Regions from separate parts of the Mus musculus genome. Here region 2 is linked to region 1. A link is a loop called in an ENCODE intact Hi-C map of the cell type or tissue named here. Cell type or tissue: heart. All regions are shown on one strand. Each heading gives the region's core, and the rest is flanking DNA. Links, peaks and the distances in the headings are about the cores only. Region 1 holds the start of D10Wsu102e (DNA segment, Chr 10, Wayne State University 102, expressed). Region 2 overlaps Aldh1l2 (aldehyde dehydrogenase 1 family, member L2).

What was found. Hi-C counts contacts between places; a loop is a spot of excess contacts. Peaks named below come from ENCODE experiments on the same cell type or tissue, not always from the same donor. Only the 100,000 strongest peaks of a DNase experiment are listed, where the experiment ranks them.
Region 2: it touches region 1 in a loop (1.9-fold over the local background); 2 of 42 quality-filtered maps call a loop at or near these places.

Annotation. Positions count from the first base shown.
Region 1 is chr10:83,357,274-83,365,605 of GRCm38, forward strand. It overlaps D10Wsu102e (DNA segment, Chr 10, Wayne State University 102, expressed), which reads left to right and starts at 2,948. Exons shown (of 4, transcript NM_026579.3): 1 at 2,948-3,100; 2 at 4,774-4,860; 3 at 7,106-7,242. The coding sequence starts at 2,986. In heart, for the core only: a CTCF peak has its summit at 4,879 (motif pointing right); DNase peaks (open chromatin) are centred at 2,888 and 4,538; H3K4me3 peaks cover 2,518 bases; H3K27ac peaks cover 1,502 bases.
Region 2 is chr10:83,504,300-83,512,631 of GRCm38, forward strand. It overlaps Aldh1l2 (aldehyde dehydrogenase 1 family, member L2), which reads right to left. Exons shown (of 23, transcript NM_153543.2): 10 at 7,991-8,138; 11 at 4,314-4,433; 12 at 3,716-3,843; 13 at 2,299-2,449. The region is part of intron 1 of Gm51778 (a long non-coding RNA gene); the gene reads left to right. Among named protein-coding and RNA genes, the nearest start is that of Gm51778, 11 kb to the left of the region's middle. In heart, for the core only: a CTCF peak has its summit at 4,786 (motif pointing left); no DNase peak of the experiment used is centred there.

The DNA of each region.
Region 1 (8,332 bases), core at 140-8,139:
GAACAGATCTGTACTTTGTGTGTCTGGATAGGGTGTGTATGAGCTCAGATACGGAGGTCTAAGATGCTCAAGAGGTTGGTTACCGCGTTGTTGTGTAGTGACAAAGAACTGTGGTAAATAATCTTAGGCTAATGAATGATACTGAAGAGTACTTCCAATGCAAGAAATGAACAACCAACATTTGTCTACTTCCAAAAAGAAAGAAGAAATATATATTCCAGCCCTTTGATTGTATTTTAATTGGGTTATTTGGGCTGGCCAACAGATTAACAGGTTAAGGTGTCTGCTGCTATAATTTTTTAATCCATAGGACCAAATGAAGTGGGAGAACTGACTCCCTCAAGTTGTCCTGACTTCCTGTCATGTGCCCCTGTGCCAAGGCATGTGCCCCACCACACACACAGACACACACACACACACACACACACTGTGCACACACACACACACACAGAGTTGGGTTTTTAAAAAAAAATTTTTAAGATTTGTTTATTTATTTATTTATGTCAGCACACTGTTGCTCTCTTCAGACACAGCAGAAGAGGGCATCGGATCCCATTACATATGGTTGTGAGCCACCATGTGGTTGCTGGAAATTGAATTCAGGACCTCTGGAAGAGCATCCAGTGCTCCTAACCACTGAGCCATCTCTCCAGCCCCACAGGGTTTGTTTGTTTGTTTTGTTTTTGGAGACACAGATTGACTATGCAGCTCTGGCTGGTTTAGATCTTGCTATGTAGTTCAGGCTGGCCTTAAACTCACAGAGATCCACCAGCCTCCCTGCCTTCTGAATGCTAGGATTCAAGGCACTACTTGAATCAACAACTGCATATTTACTGCTGCTCCTGTTCACACCAGACATGAGGTGGAAGGAACTCAAATGTTCATTATCAGAGAAAACACACTGTTAGCAAGTCCTGGTAGCAAATGCCTGCTTGTAATCTCAGCACTTGGGATTAAGTGTTTGAAGATCGATAGCATGGAGTTCAACTATATAGCCTAGGTTATACAGTGTTCCCCCCAAAACAAATCCCTGCCCCGCCCCCCAAAGAAAGTGTGGTACAAAATTCAAGAGCATATTATTCAACATTAAAATTGAAAGATATCCTTTTCAATAAACCTTGAAGACATTCTTCTCAGTGAAATATGCTAGTTACACAAACAAGAGTTTATGATTCTAGTTACACGGAAAGAGAAATTATTGGGTTTGGGGTGGGAGCTGAGACAACTCACTTCAGAGATGGAAGCTTTAAAAACAAAAGCTTTATTTTCTGAGCACTCAGGGAGGCAGCTAGTATGGGGTCTGAACCTCGTCCTGGAAGGGAGATTGTACTTTTTGTTTTGTTTTGTTTTTGTTTTTCGAGACAGGGTTTCTCTGTGTAGCCCTGAGAGGGGAGCTGGGGGGAGCTGCAGTCTTATCCAATTGTGTTTTGACATTATAAGTTAAACAAGGGAGTACTGGGCCATATCCAGGGCACCTGGTTTCAAGGCCCTTAATTCCATTAGGTGCAGAGCTCAGAGTGATAAGGAAGCAGGGGTGGGGTGGGGTGGGGTGGGGGTGGGGAGGAGTGGGTCAGCTGCATGTAGTTAACTAGTGCATACCAGGCAATTAGTTATATATTTTTAAAACTTACACACCTTGATTTAGATAATAGCAATTCCTCTGCTCTCTACCAGTTAACAGACAATTAGGAAAACATGTAGACTTGGGACAGGTGTTCGTTCCTAGGTCTGGGAACATGAACTTGCTTGACCCTGCCAGCAAGATGGAGAAGTTGTCCCTGAGATGGCTGGACTCAGATAACTGTCTCCTTACACATTGTCCCTGAGGAGATGCGTTCACACAGACAACTGTTTACAACAGAAGCTGTTCTGATATAGGGAAGTCCCCAGCTTCCCTAGAGACTGGGACCGTGAATTAAGTTTCTCCCTATGATTAAATGGGAGTCTGGAAATGAAATGGTAGCACTTGGAATACGTTTCTTTCGCTTGTTCTCAACAAAACCATGAGCATTGGGTCCCAGGGGCAGGAAGAGGGGAGGAATGGGGTTTGTCATTCAGGGGTTTTGTTTCAGCTTTTTAGAAATGAAGGATTTGTTTTTCTGTAGGAGACCAAACTCAGTGCCTCACTCACAGCTCTACCTTTTAACTACCACCTGGAACAACCTTTTAGGATTTTGACATGACAGTGTTCCAAAGGCATGCTGTATATATAGCAACGTAAACAGCATTCTTAACACTTCTGGGTTTTGTGTTTACAGTTAAATAGTAAACTAAGCTGGGGTCTGGTCATCCAGACCTGAAATCCAGGCTATTTAGGACCTAGGTGGACTTTGAGTACCAGGTCAACCGGGGTAACTTGGTGAGGCTTTAACAAACAACAAAGTATGGTAATGGGCGGCTGTAGATTTAAGTACACGGAAATGGAAGCTGGAAAATGGTGATTTTGAAGTCAACCTGGGCCAGCCAGGATGACAAAAAATAAAATATAGAAAATGAAAAGAAACTGGGTGTGGTGGCTCCCACCTCTATGGCATCTGGAAGACTAAAGCAGGATTGCTACAAACTGAAGACCACAGAAACCTCCCCAAACAACAACAAAAATGGAAATAACGACAAAGGCCTCGCACCACCTTCTTCATGCTTGCATTTGCTTAGCTTGACCAAGCCGGGTTGATTCTTTTCTAACAACAATAAAGGAGGAGACTAGGGCTAGACTTGGGCTGGGGTAGACTAGGCGCCTGACACGTGCATCCGCAGCGCTCCGCCCACGCAGTGTGGTGCCTTGTTCCCATCCTCCACCCCGCCTCGGCCCCACCCCCGCTTCCGGTTCCCGTGGGTCTGAACTTCATCTCTAGGCGCGAGCTCTGGCCACGCACCCGTAAGTCACCGCCCACCTCCTAGTTTCGGCCAATTGCTGCCTTGACCCCGCCCCTTCCCCGTGCCTTCCTATATCCGGGCTTCTTTCAGTGGCGCTGGGTTGGAAGCATGGAGTTCCAGGGCGAGCGCGGGACCGGTCCTGGTGTTTCTTCGTCTTCTGTAGCCTGCTCGCAGGTCACGGTGTCCAGGGAGCTGCTGACGGCGGGGAGCGAGGGTTCGGGAGGTGAGCGACGGTGGAGAGCGGGGTGGGTTGGAGGGACACGGAACGCTGCTGGGTCAGGGACACTGCGGGACCCGGGAACGCTACTGGAGACACTGCAGGAGGTTGGGGATGCTACCGGGGACCGGGCACGCTGCGGGGTTCTGGGACACTGAGGCGCCCGAGACGCGGCAGGGCCGGGGAAGCCAAGGAGCTCGAGACGCTGTGGGGAGTCGGGGGTCCGGGTTATTGCGGGGCCGCGGACGCCGAGGAGCCAGAGACCCTGCGATGGCTAGGGATGCCGGGGAGCCTGGAACGCTGCGGGGGTATGGGACACCGAGAGAGTCCGAGACGCTGCGGAGGTCGGAGATACCGCGGAGTCTGGGACGCTAATTGGGAGGGGATGCCACGGAGCCCGAGACGCTGCCGGGGTCTGTCCGGGGTACGACTAGGCCAGCCCGGCGCTGGGCGGTGGTGGTTCTTTTTTTTTTTTTCCTCTACCTGCCAAGCCGGTCCAGGCCAGGTGGTCCTTGTAGAGTTCATTAGGAACCGCCCAGCCTGGCAGCATTTGGAGAGGCAGAGGCAGGCGTATTTTTGAGTTCGAGGCCAGCCTGGTCTACAAAGTGAGTTCCAGGACAGCCAGGGCTACAGAGAAACCCTGTCTCGAATAAACAAAGAACAAAATACAAAAAAAAAAAAAAAAAAAAAAAAAGTGGGCAAAGGCTTGAGTCTTCAGTGTTTGTTGCTTGGACTGGGCAGTTGGTTTGTTTGGAAAGGTGCAACTCGGAATAATTAATTTTTTAAATTGAGCACCTTCTAGGTAGGAGAGCTAGGCAAGTATATTCTACAAAAAAAAAAAAGCCCAGTCTGACTTGCCCAAGTCTACATAACCGTTTCTGGTTCTCTGTATTATGTACCTCTGGTATGTGGAGGGGGCTATTCTCTCTTCCTACTATGTGGGGAGTGAATAGCGCTTCCAATTTGGGAGGCAAGCACTGTGTCCATAAAACCCTCTTTTTGGGCCCTATTTCTGACTTCTGACTTACCTTTTGTGTGTGTGTGTGTGTGTGTGTGTGTGTGTTTCAAGACAGTGATTCTCTGTGTTGCCCTGATTGTTCTGAAACTTACTCTGTAGATCAGGCAAGCCTCGAACTCTTGCCTGTGCCTCTTAAGTGTTGGGATTAAAGCATATCTGAATTTCTTAACTAAAATCAAAGACTCATTGCAGGTCTACATTTTGCTAACTGTGCTGTTTAAAGTTGTGCGTTGTGCATCCCTGTTGCCTTAAGAGGTCACAAAGTGTCGAATGCTCTGGTACTGGAATTATAGTCCAGTTGAGCCCCCATGTGGGTGCTAGGAATCAAACAAGAGCAGCTAGTGCTTGAGACATAGCCTTGGCTGGCCTGGAGCACAGAGATCCACTTGCCTGTCTTTTGAGTGTGCCCTGCCATGCCTAGTCCCCCTCCCTGTTTGTCAATGTGTATTTATTAGATCAGTACTAGAGGTTGGGGAGATAGACGTACAGACAGGAGTGTTGGCTCCTCCTCTGTCAGAGTTAGGGGTGGTTCAGACTTCAGGCTGTGCTGATGGGCCCGGCTCTCACAGTTCTTTGGTGTAGAGGCTCATCTCATTTCTGAGTTGCACTTGTTGCTCAGGGCTGTTTTATGCCATGAATTGTTTTGTGTGTGTGGTTTCAGGTATCTGGGACCAGTTGCTCATCAGCTCTAAGCCTCATCCCAGAAAGACCTCTACACTTCAAACAGTTCGGATGCAGAGGAGCCCTTGTAAGTACCTAGTTTCTACTCTAGAGGGCACTCCCCCAATTGAGGCTAGTTAATCCATTATTTGATGGGGACAGTCTGTCTTCATGGCACATATCAAACCGTAGAATCAAATATATTGTGTAAATGACTGAGGAATAGAATTTCTCATGTTAATTCCCTGGTTGCAGGCTTTTTGTTTTTTTTTTTTTTTTTTTTTTTTTGTTTTCAGAATAAAAGGTGTTTTTGAAACCCCAAAAGGCCCAGCTAGCTATGGTCTAGTTAGCTTTGTTTTCCTTGAGACGGGGTCTCATGTCGTCCAGGCCTCATGCTTCCCTGTGTAGCTGAGAATGTCCCTGAACCCCAGATTCTCCTGCCTCACCCCACTCTAGGATTACTGCTACATGCTGCTGGGCCATTTTTTTTTCCTCCCCTCCCACGACAGTCTCACTTTTTATCCCTGGCTGGCCTGGAACTCGGTGTAGACCATGCCAGCCTCAAATTCAGATTCACCTACCTCTGCCTCCACCTCCCGAGTAGTGGAGTTAAAGGTGTTTGCCACCACACCTGGCAGGTATTTATTCTAGGTAATTGCTCAGAATAAGGGTGCTTGTTGAGCCAACGTGAGGACCAGAGGAACCCTCTTAAGCTGTGTGGCTTCATGAGACCATAACCCTTCTACTGTGGGAAGCAGAGATAGTCATTAAAGGACTCTCAAACTGACCTCTGAAACGTCACAAGCCAGACCTCTTATCGTCTGCACTGCTCTCAACATTCTTATCTCCCAGGCTCCTACAGAAGAGCTCACTGAGCTCTGAACACTTAGTGCTTTTAACAGCTCAAAGTTCTACAATCCTAAACACACACAGTCAGGTCTCTGCCACAGCAATACCCCACTGTTAGACCAATTTCTGTCCTGGTTAGGGTTTGTTTCGATGTGATGGGACCACAAGAGGTAACTTGGGGAGGAAAGGGTTTGACTTACACTTCCAAATCACTGTATATTACTTGAAAGAAGCCAGAACAGGAACTCACACAGGACAGGAACCTGGAGGCAGGAGCTGATACAAAGACCATGGAGAGGTGCTGCTTACTGGCTTGCTTCCCATGGCTTGCTCAGCCTGCTTGCTTATAGAATGCAGGACCACCAACCCAGGGGTGGCATCACCTGCAATAGGCTGGGCCTTCCCCCATCAGTCAGTGATTAGTTAAATGTCCTACAGCTGGGTCTTGCAGAGGTATTTCCGTAGTTGTTGTTCTCAGACTCTAGCTGGTGTCAAGTTGACAAAACTAGTCAGCATGGTGGTGAGATTGAATGTGTTCGTTAGAACTCTTGAGTTGCAAAAGAGTGGAAGCTGAGATTGCTTTAAGAGAAGCCAGAGATAGAAAGTAAAGGTTTATCTGGATCCCCATGCCCATTGTCGTCCTATGCTGCTGGTCTCTGCGTTAGACTAACCCAAAGACGCTGCTGTGCAGCTGTGCCTAGTCGGCTGGTTAATGAGAAATGCATCCAGTTAACTTGGTGCTATTCTCCTCAGCCAAGTTGACTGCTCACTGGCTTGGCTAGAACACCCTGTCAGATTACAGCACAGGGCAGACTGCGCTAGGCAGGACTGCAGAAACCTAGGCCCGTTCAGGATGAGGAACATGAGTGACCCAAGTTTCAAAGGAAGGGCAGGCATGGTCCTATGCAGGACTGGGAAGCCAGCCCAAGTTATGAACGTAGAGAATTCGCAAACCTGTTCCTGTTTGTCTTTTTGCTTTTTGTTGTTTGGCTTTTTCTTTTTAAAAAGAAGGGTGGTGTTGCCATTTTCAGATGAAAGGTGGGCAGTTGAGCAGGTGACAGACGTTCTAGGTGACTGACATAGTAAAAAATGCAAATAGATCTCATTAATGACTTTGACAGCCTCACTGTAAAGAGCAGGTTCACTTAACCATTAGCTCATTCTGTCTGGTTTCTCCCCAGTCATCTTGTGGAATGCCAGCCTTCTAGAACTTTATACTTTGGGGATGGCAGAGTAACAGAACATTTGAGTTAATTGGTGAATCGTGTGGTTGTATTGCTCTGCGAGTTCAGAGGGCCTAGGAATGTAACTGATTGGTGGAGCCCTGGGCCTAGCACCCACCCTCCAGTGCAGCCCAAGGCGGCTCAGAAGTGGAGGGATGTAGAGTTGATGGGTTTGTTGCTAACTCTGCTCTGAAATGCTGTGCTGGGAGGGCTTGGTTAGAACTTACTAATACGCTTTGCTTGGCTGTGTTCGCTCTCCAGTGCTAGACCAGGTTCAGGCCTTCCTCCCACAAATGGCCCAGGCAAATGAGAAGCTGAGGAGGGAAATGGCAGCTGCTCCAGCTGGTCACTTCAATATTGAAAACATCGACGAGACGTCTGGAAACATCATACAGATGGTAACTCAGTCTTGTTTCTGTTTCATACAATGGAATTAATATACTTGTCACCAAATGGTATTTTAAAATGTCGTTCTAGAGTAAAATTAGCAAATATTTTCACACAGGCAAGATGGTAAAACATACTTGACTTCCACAGGGCCATACTCCCTCTGTTTGCCTGTTTGACATGCTGTTCAGTGCAGAATGTAGCCGTTTACTTAATAAGCAGGCTTTGTAAACTTATGGCTACTAAAAATTGAGTTACATACAATTTCTTATGTGTGCATGGTTTTTAAGGGAAGGGCTATTCATGTTGACTCATAGTTCCAGGTGAACAATTTTTCATGGTGGGAAATTCTGCCCAGGGCTGTGGTGTCAGAAGCTTGTGGTATGCATGCTACAATTACATCTTTCCCCTTCAGCTACTCTCTGAAAGTGCAGACACCATTCCTACTTCAGTGTCTGAACGAAAGTGGGTGGCAGGCAGGATTTTGCCTGCCAGTGCTGGTTTTTGCTCAGAAATGTAAATTTCTTTAAGGCAAGAGTTGTGATGTTTTTTTTTTGGGGGTGGTGGGGGAGCCTCAGGTTGACCTCAGGTTGTCTTCCCACTGCTGTTACAGACTGGGATTGTGGCCATGTTACTGTGGCCACCTGCTTGTCAAGTCTTAAGTGTCCAATGGGGTGCCTGACTGTAGTCTGGCAGTTCTCAACCTGTGGGTCTCGACTTGCCAGGACCCAGAGAATAGAGATTTTACACTATGGTTGATAGCAGTAGTAGCAAAATTGCAGTTAGGAATAGCAGTGAGAATAATTTATGGTTGGGGGGCATCACCACAACATAAGAACTGTATTAAAGGGTTGTATAGTTAGGAAGGTTGAGAGCCACTACTCTAGTCCACTTTATTGAATGGGTGCTGTTGGATGGATAGTAGGCAGCAAGAACTTTTTTAAAGACATGTTTTACTTAAAGCACTCAGTGACATTGCTCTTAGGATGGATTTGGTGCCCATAAGAACCAGCAGAGAATGTTAGATTTTCTGAGGCTGGAGTTAGTGGGTACTGGGAACTGAACTGGGGTCCTCTGGAAAAGCAGTGAGTATCTTTACCT
Region 2 (8,332 bases), core at 311-8,310, 150 kb after region 1:
AATAATCAATAAATATACTTCTGCATGACTGTTTAAGGTTCAGTTCATCAAGGCTGGACCTCCCTGCCGCCTCAGAGCCGTATTGCATTCTGGAGTGATCTCCTTTCTTCGATCGACCCACATAACTCAGAACGCTGACAAAAATTGATATTTTCACTAACTGAAATACTGAGTTTAATTGCAGATAATATACTTTTTTTCCTTCTCCTTTCGTCTCATCCTTTTGTCTAATATGAAAAGGCAATGTTCAGTGTATAAGAAATAACACATACACACACACACACACACACACCCCGCACTAGAATGACGAGCTCTTCTATAGGGTTGGGGAGAAGGCATGTTCAGTCAAGTGCTTGCCGTGAGGACTTGGAGACCCGAGTTCAGATCCCCCAGCACGCACATGTAAAGCTGGGTGGGATGGCAGAGTTTATAATCCCAGCACTGAAAGACAGGACACACAGGTTCCTGGAGCTGTCCTGCCAGACAGACTGACCAAATGCACAAGCTCCAGGTCACTGAGAGACCCTGCCTCAAAAAACAAAAGTGGGGAGCAGTTGAGGAAGAGACGCCCAACATGCATCAAACACATACACATACATAGACACAGAGATACACACAGCATCCATCAAACACACACACCCAAGTTTCCTGTTATATGAAGACCAGTGTGGCTTTTGTTCTCATCACACGTGGTACTGGTTTAGAGTTGGGGGCAAATTAAATATTTACCATGCATGTGTCTTTATCAAGTTTTTTCCCTTAACTGTCTCCTTTAGCCACGTAAAGTGATTTCTGTCCCCTTTACACTCGGATCACAACCCTGCCCCTGCCGTTATCCCAGGTTCTTAGAAGACTATAAGACTCTGTTATTTTTGTGTTTTGCAACAAGGTCTCATGTGTCCCGGGCTGGCCTTAAACTCACAAAGTAGCTGCTGGTAACCTTTCATGTTTGGCCCTTCTGAGCTCATCTCCGGAGTGCTAGGATTCAGACACACCACCACACGTAGTATGTGGTGCCTGGGCTTCATGCATGCTAGGCAAGCCCTCTACCAAATGAGCTGCATCCCAGCCCAAGAGGCAGGACATCCTCAGAAGATGATGGACATCCTCAGTACAAGGTGCAGAGACCATCGCTAGCCTTTAGAGTCAGAACTCATGAATTCTAGCCTGGTTCTCTGGTTCCCGTGCTGTGACACAGGAAAGGTCTCTCCTGATGCCTGTGTCCTTACCCAGAATAAGGGTAACAGCTATCTGTTTCCTACCCATGATTGCTCTAACCATGGTCACAGTTTTATTTTTTTTTAATTATTTCATGTGCAGTGGTATTTTGCCTACATGTATGTCTGTATGAGGGTGTCAGATCCCAAACAACTGGAGTTAAAGACAGCTGTAATGTGCCATGTGGGTGCTAGGAATTGAACACAGGTCCCCTGGAAAAGCAGCAAGTGTTCTTAGCCACTGAGCCATATCTCTAGCCCCACATGATTACAGTCTTAATATACGCCTATAATTCATGTATTGGAGACTTAATTTCCACTGTGGAGCAGAGTCTAATGCAAAATATGTGAGCCGTGAGGCTCTACCCTTGAGAATGGGCTCATACTGTAATAAAAAGGCTCACAGGGCCCAGGAAGATGGTTCAGGGGTAAAAGCACTTGCCATGCAGTCCTGACTGGCAACCTGAATTGGATCCCTGGAAGTCACACAAAATCCAGATGTAGTATACATCTGTAATCCTAGCACCCAGAAATGGTAGGCAGAGATCAAAGAATACCTGAAGCTTTAGGACCAGGTAGTCTGGCAGACACTGTGGTACAACAACAAAAGAGACCCTGCCTCAAAATTAAGGTGAAAAAAAATTTTTTTTTTCGAGATAGGGTTTCTCTGTATAGCCCTGGCTGTCCTGGAACTCACTCTGTAGACCAGGCTGGCCTTGAACTCAGAAATCCGCCTGCCTCTGCCTCCGCCTCCTGAGTGCTGGGATTAAAGGCGTGCACCACCACACCTGCCCGGCAAGGTGAAAATTTATTTCCATGAAGGAAAACTGTTGAGAGGAGGCACACAGCAGGTGGCCTGCTTACCTCCCCCCTCCAGCACCCCCCACTCCCCCCACCCCCCCCGCAATGTGAGGATCTCGAGTTGCTCCTCTCCCTGGGACAGGGAGATAAGCTGCCATCTCAGAACTAAGGCCAAACCTGCTGCAAACTCTCAGGGTATCTCAGAACTGAGGCCAAACCTGCTGCAAACTCTCCACCTTGAGGCCATTTTCCTGTGGGAAGGAGGAGCTTCCCTGCTTACCTGAATTTTGTCACACCAGCCTGCGAAGTATCTGAACGTCTGCACAGACATTCCAATGTGAGTCTTCAGAGCCAGGGTGTAGACAGCCCCGGAATCCAGCGCTTCTATGGTGGCCAGCTCTTCTTGGTTTTCTTCCATTAGGTCAGCGAGTCTGTGTGGTCAGTGAAAGAAACGCAGTTAGTACATACTGATGGAGCCCAGAGCAGCTGGGTATGCCAGCCCTGTATAGGGCACCAACCCAGGACTAAGAATCCAGAGACTAGTCCAGAGGGGCAACACACCTGCCCCGATGGAGCTCGTGGTGTGGGGAGGAAGGTATTAAATAAATCACTGTCTAAGTGGCTTATTTCAGAAAGTTGTTATTACAGTTTCTGCAGTGCTTTGGCTCGAACCCAGGACCTCACACATGTTAGGTGAGTGCTCTACCACTGAGCTACAACCAGCCAGCCTTACAGTTACAGGGAGAAACCAACTAAGTCCCCAGCGTGTGCCCTTTGCCTCCTGCATGCACAAGCAGCAGAGCAGCAGCTGGGCCTCGGTGGTCACAGGCAGGCAGGAGGTGGTGGGTCGAAGGAACCAGCATAGTGGGGTAGTTCATTAATACACAGGGAAGTGTCAGCGTGAGCCACACCACCTGTGGACACGGGTGGCTTTCTCATTGGTACAGAAATGCTTTCAGAACCGACTGAAGAGGTCAGAGGCAGAGTGTGGAATGAATCACAAAGTCTGCAGTACTCACCCAGGGGCCCAGGTTCCTTAGGAAGGGAATGGAGTCTGAGGGATGGTATGAATAGTAAAAAGAGATCTTTTATGTGCCCTCTCTCTTCTCCCTTCCTCTTCCCTTCCTCTCTTCCTAGAGTGGTTCATTTGGGATCTTCAAGAGTTGGGCTTGACATGAGCTGACACCCATCCCCCACCCATGCTTCTGTTAGATCCCCACTCTAAGGAATCTGTCAACTCGGGTGAAATGTCGAGCTGTAGGTAAGCAGAAACCAGGATGAAGAGTTGGAAATGATCACTTCTGGAACACTTAGCTCATTTGTAATATTCTTCCAGGACCTTAGCCTTCCGCCCCCACCCTTCCTTTTTGTCTTTGAAAACAGGGATGGGCTGTCCCCCGTGTGAAGCTCTCTGTCCAATCTCTACTCTGGGAGCCTTGGAGGGCCTTTATAGCCCATATCACCTGGTGACTGACACTTGTGTCAGGACACTTGTGAAGACAGTGAAGGACATGGTCAATGGGTTAAATCCCCCAGGTCTCTCATGGTTGCTCTCCTTCCAAGGCCACTGTAGAGTGCTCTTCTGCATCTACAGAGGACTCTAGAGAGCTCATGCACAGCTATGGACCTTGCCTCCATCCCTTCAGCCCTGGGAGGAGTTTCCAAAGACAACATAGCTGTTTCCCCAGCAAGCACACCTGTACATGAGTCTTCCTCTGTCTCTGGCGTTCATCCTCCCCCATTCGCCGTTCTCAAAGGCGTCCTTGGCTGCGGCTACTGCTCTGTCAACATCCGCTAAAGAAGCGTAGGACACTCTGCATATTGTCTAGTTCAAGACAAGCAGAAATAGGTCACTGAGGGATCTATTGATGCGACTCTTGTAATTAATATTCCATTAATAGTAAAAGTAGAGTATGACTTGTCAAATGAGAAAATTCTATGACAGAAAACTAATCCATCTTGAGATTAAATGGGGAACATAAAGGAGACACATGGAAACAACCTGATCTTGGTCCATCATACATGCCATCTCATTCTGAAAAGACACATTTAGGGCAACTGTACAGTTCTTCCTCAGGGAAGCTTGCCATGAGTCTGAAGTACACCCCCTCCCCCCACTGAGCTCTGCACACAGGGATCTGCTAGGCACTGATCTAAATTCATCATAAACAGTCTACTAAAAAAAAAAAGTCACTATAGTGAACAATAGCTAGTGTCAGAGCTGAGTGGGTAAGAGTCATGTGTGACATGCTGACGTGTGTTTGAACGAGGAGCCTGGGGGCCGTCGTCACTCACAGTTCCATCTGTGGGGTTGACAGTGGCGTAAGTCTCTCCATCCTCGGCATCCACAAACTGTCCATTTATGAAACACTGGTAGGGGATTTTCACTGTCATCCCGTTCACCTCCTTGGAAACCTGAGTGAAGTCAGTGTGCTTCTATGACTATCAACCTGATAATTGGTAGGTGGTTATAAAGATAAATATTCACAAAGCTGGAGAGATGGCACAGTAGCTAAGAGCACTTGTTCCTGCAGAGGACCCAGGCTTGGTTCCCAGCACCCATAAAGGGGCTCAAGTTCCAGGGCATCTGGTGACATATACTGACCTCTGAGGGTGGCATACATCCAAGGCAAACACTCATACACACATACTCAGATTTAAAAAGAGAAATTAAAAACCCTAAAAGAAAGAAATTCACTAATGTGGAAAGAGGTCAGCTTGGTGGGATTCTAGTGACATCTACTGTCACAAGGGCAGATGCACTCTCTTGATGCTCCGGCCACCTGAGGTCTGGGCTTAGCTCTGGCTCAGATGTTCTTCATTATACACAAAGGTGTCTCAAACACCTGTGGGCAGCGCCATCTATTGACAGACTTGAGAGAACCACCAATTGTGCCACTTGGATCCTTGGGAAATTCTTTACCCTGCCTGGCACTTCCTTTTATGCTGGGGCCATCTCTAGATGTCTCCCCTATGTTCTTTCTGTTACACATGAGCTGCAGTATTGTTCTCTCTACCGCTGGGTAACAAGAGAGATTGAAGCTACTATGCTGCTTCCATCAAGCTCAGGGTTTTCATCAGTAAAACGGGGAGAACAGTATCTGCCTCCTCCTGCAAACACGTCCTTCTGAGAGGAGGAAGTGAAAGCATCCCCGAGTGAGCAGACACAGTTAGTTCAGTGATACACACTGAGCCTCTGGGCTGGAATTAAAGGACAGCAAACAGCAATGGTGATGACCCAAGTTCGGATCTTAGCACCCACATAGCCACGCACACCTGTAACCAGCTCTGAGGGATGTGGAAACAGAATGGCTAGGGTTTGTGGCTCCCAGCATAGACAAGAAAATGTGAACACCAATGGAAGCCCCAGTTCAGGGAGAGACCCATCTCAAAGGAATAAGCAGTGGATGATAAAGGAGGGTACCAATACCTTCTTATCAACTCTATTGTTGTGTACACAGACACATGCACACAGATAACACACCCACACTTCCCCCTCCATAACACACACACACAGACATGCACAAAGACACACACAGGGAGATTTTGAATTCACATTAAATAGATTTCTCAAGGTGACTATGAAGGTAAAGAGAGAAATTGTATAAAAACATTTTTTGTTGTTTTTAACACTCTTTCTACCTGAAAGTAGAAGACAGCTGCTATCTGCCTCTGAGGAGATAGTGTGGTGCAGTAGTTAAGAGCCCTTGCTACTCTTGCAGAGGACTCAGGTACAGTGCCCAGAACGAGCACGTGGCAGCTTACACCTGCCTGTAACTCCAGTTCCAGGGGGATCTGACACCCTCTTGTGGCCTCCATAGGCATCTGCATCCATGCACACACACATACACGTGCACACACACACACCCTCACAGGTCACATACATACACATAATTAAAATAAAAAACCAAAACAAGAAAACAAAGGCAGCAATTATTAAAAAACCTGTTGTGGGGTTTCTAGCAAATCCACATAGAATTAATATGAAAAATAATAACCTAAATTTAAAGGTATATAAGAAAATAGTAGTGAAGTTTTCCTATCTGCTGGTATTAAGTTCATATTACCCTGAACTAGATTGCTTTAAGCAAGAATGATTATTGTAAGAAAATAACTAAAGATGCAGTGAAAGAAACAATGGAGGATGGCAAAGGCACCATAGGCAATCCTATATCAAGGAAGACAGAGGAGAAACAGAGCCACCAGAAGAGATCCAGAGAAAGTGTAGTGAAAGCGACTCATAAAGATAAAAATATGAGCTGAGCCGTAGTGGGCACACCCTTAATCCCTGCACTCGGGAGGCAGAGGCAGGTGGAGCTCTGTGAGTGAGGCCAGCCTGGTCTACACAGTGAGCACCAGGACAGCCAGGGCTACAAAGTGAGACCCTGTCTCTGGGGGCAAGGTTGAGGGGAATCTAGTTAGATTCTGTCCTCAGGGGGAAAAAATCTGTTATGTGTCAAAGGGTATTACAAAGAAGTGAAATAATAAAGCAAACCACAGTTCAAAAAATATTTACAGGAGGCTGGAGAGATGGCTCAGCAGTTAAGAGCACTGACTGCTCGTCCAAAGGTCCTGAGTTTAATTCCCAGCAACCACATGGTGGCTCACAACCATCTGTAATGGGATCTGATGCCCTGTGTACTCACATGTATAAAATATGTCTATATATATATATATATATATATGTGTGTGTGTGTGTGTGTGTGTGTGTGTGTGTGTGTATACACACACACACATCCATATCTGATAAAGATTAAATTTCAGAATAGACAGAGTACTTGAGCTATACAATAAAAAGATAAACAATTTTGGAAATGGACAAAGGATTTAAATAAACACTCAAAAAGATGCCTAACATCATCACTGTCCATCAGCAGATGCAAAATTGAAACCATACTTCGGCACTTTTACACACACCTGCTAGGACAGCTAAAGAGAGAGGCAAGTGAGAGCTTGAGAGGGGCCTGGGAAGGTTAGGGCTCTCTGCCACATTGGGGGTGGGATTCCAGAGTGATGTGGCTGCCTTTGGCAGTCCCTCAAATGGTTAAACGTGAGAGCTACAGTATGAGCCATCTATGCCACTCTTAGCACGGTACCTGTATTTTCATGTCAAAACAGATACCTGAAGTTTTATATCAGTATAATAACAACAGCTTCCGGAGCCATACATCACCCAGTGACAGAATTAAAAAGAGGAAGTATGCCAGACATGATGGAATATTATCTGGCCAGAAAGAAAGAGTGGAAGTGGTGAAAACTGCTGTAAGGGCGAGCCTTGAACATACCACACAAAGAGAGAGAGACAAGTACAAAGTCCACATGGATGGTGCATGGTCCTATTTATAGGAAATCCCAACATTATGGCAAACCCACCGACACAGGAAAGAGACTGCTGGTTTCTGAGAACCTGGGTATGGAGCAGGGGAGGAGAAAAGCAGTGTAGTGTGATCTCCAATGGATGCAGTCTTCCCTTTCGGGGTGCTAAAAATGTTCTGAAATTAGATAGGAGTGATAATGATTGCACAGTTTGTGAATGTTCTAAAAAACCATTGAATGGTAAATCTAACTTAATACCAGTCGGACAGAAAAGCTCACTGCTATGCAGCTCAGCTGTATACCTCTAAATTCAGGCGATAATATTTCATATTAAATCTATCTGGATTTGCTATAACTAAGGTGAATTTTATAGCACCTGAATTATATCTCAATAAAACTAGTCTTTTTTTTTTCCCCCTCTGAGACAAGGTTTCTCTGTGTAGCCCTGGCTGTCCTGGAACTCACTCTGTAGACCAGGCTGGCCTCAAACACAGAAATCTGCCTGCCTCTGCCTGCAAGTGCTGGGATTAAAGACGTGCACCACCACCCAGCACTAAAGCTGGTCTTAAAGGCCATATATGTAAATGGCAAATACATGCATCCTCTGTAACGGTGGGTTGTAAGAGCTTGGAGTTGCTCATCGATGAGACACTTACGTAATCCACCACCATCTCTGCCTCTTCGTCCTCTCCTCTCAGTCTCCGCACAACCTTTTGGATGAAATCTCCAAACTTGGTGGCCATGTAGACGTCTTCATTCTGCAGCTGAAGCCCTCCGCAACTCTGTCTGATCTCTTCCACCAGCCTTAAAGTGAGGATCAGCTCACATTACGTCCATTTTTAGTTTCCTCATGGCCTGTTCACTGGCATTGGTGAAGAGGTTTGGGAACGATTTCTGTTCCTATCATACAAGATCATCTTTGGTGGCAACTACAGAAGATGTTAAGATTCGGGACGGACGGCACTTTCTGTTCTCACAGGAGTACCTGGGTTCCGTTC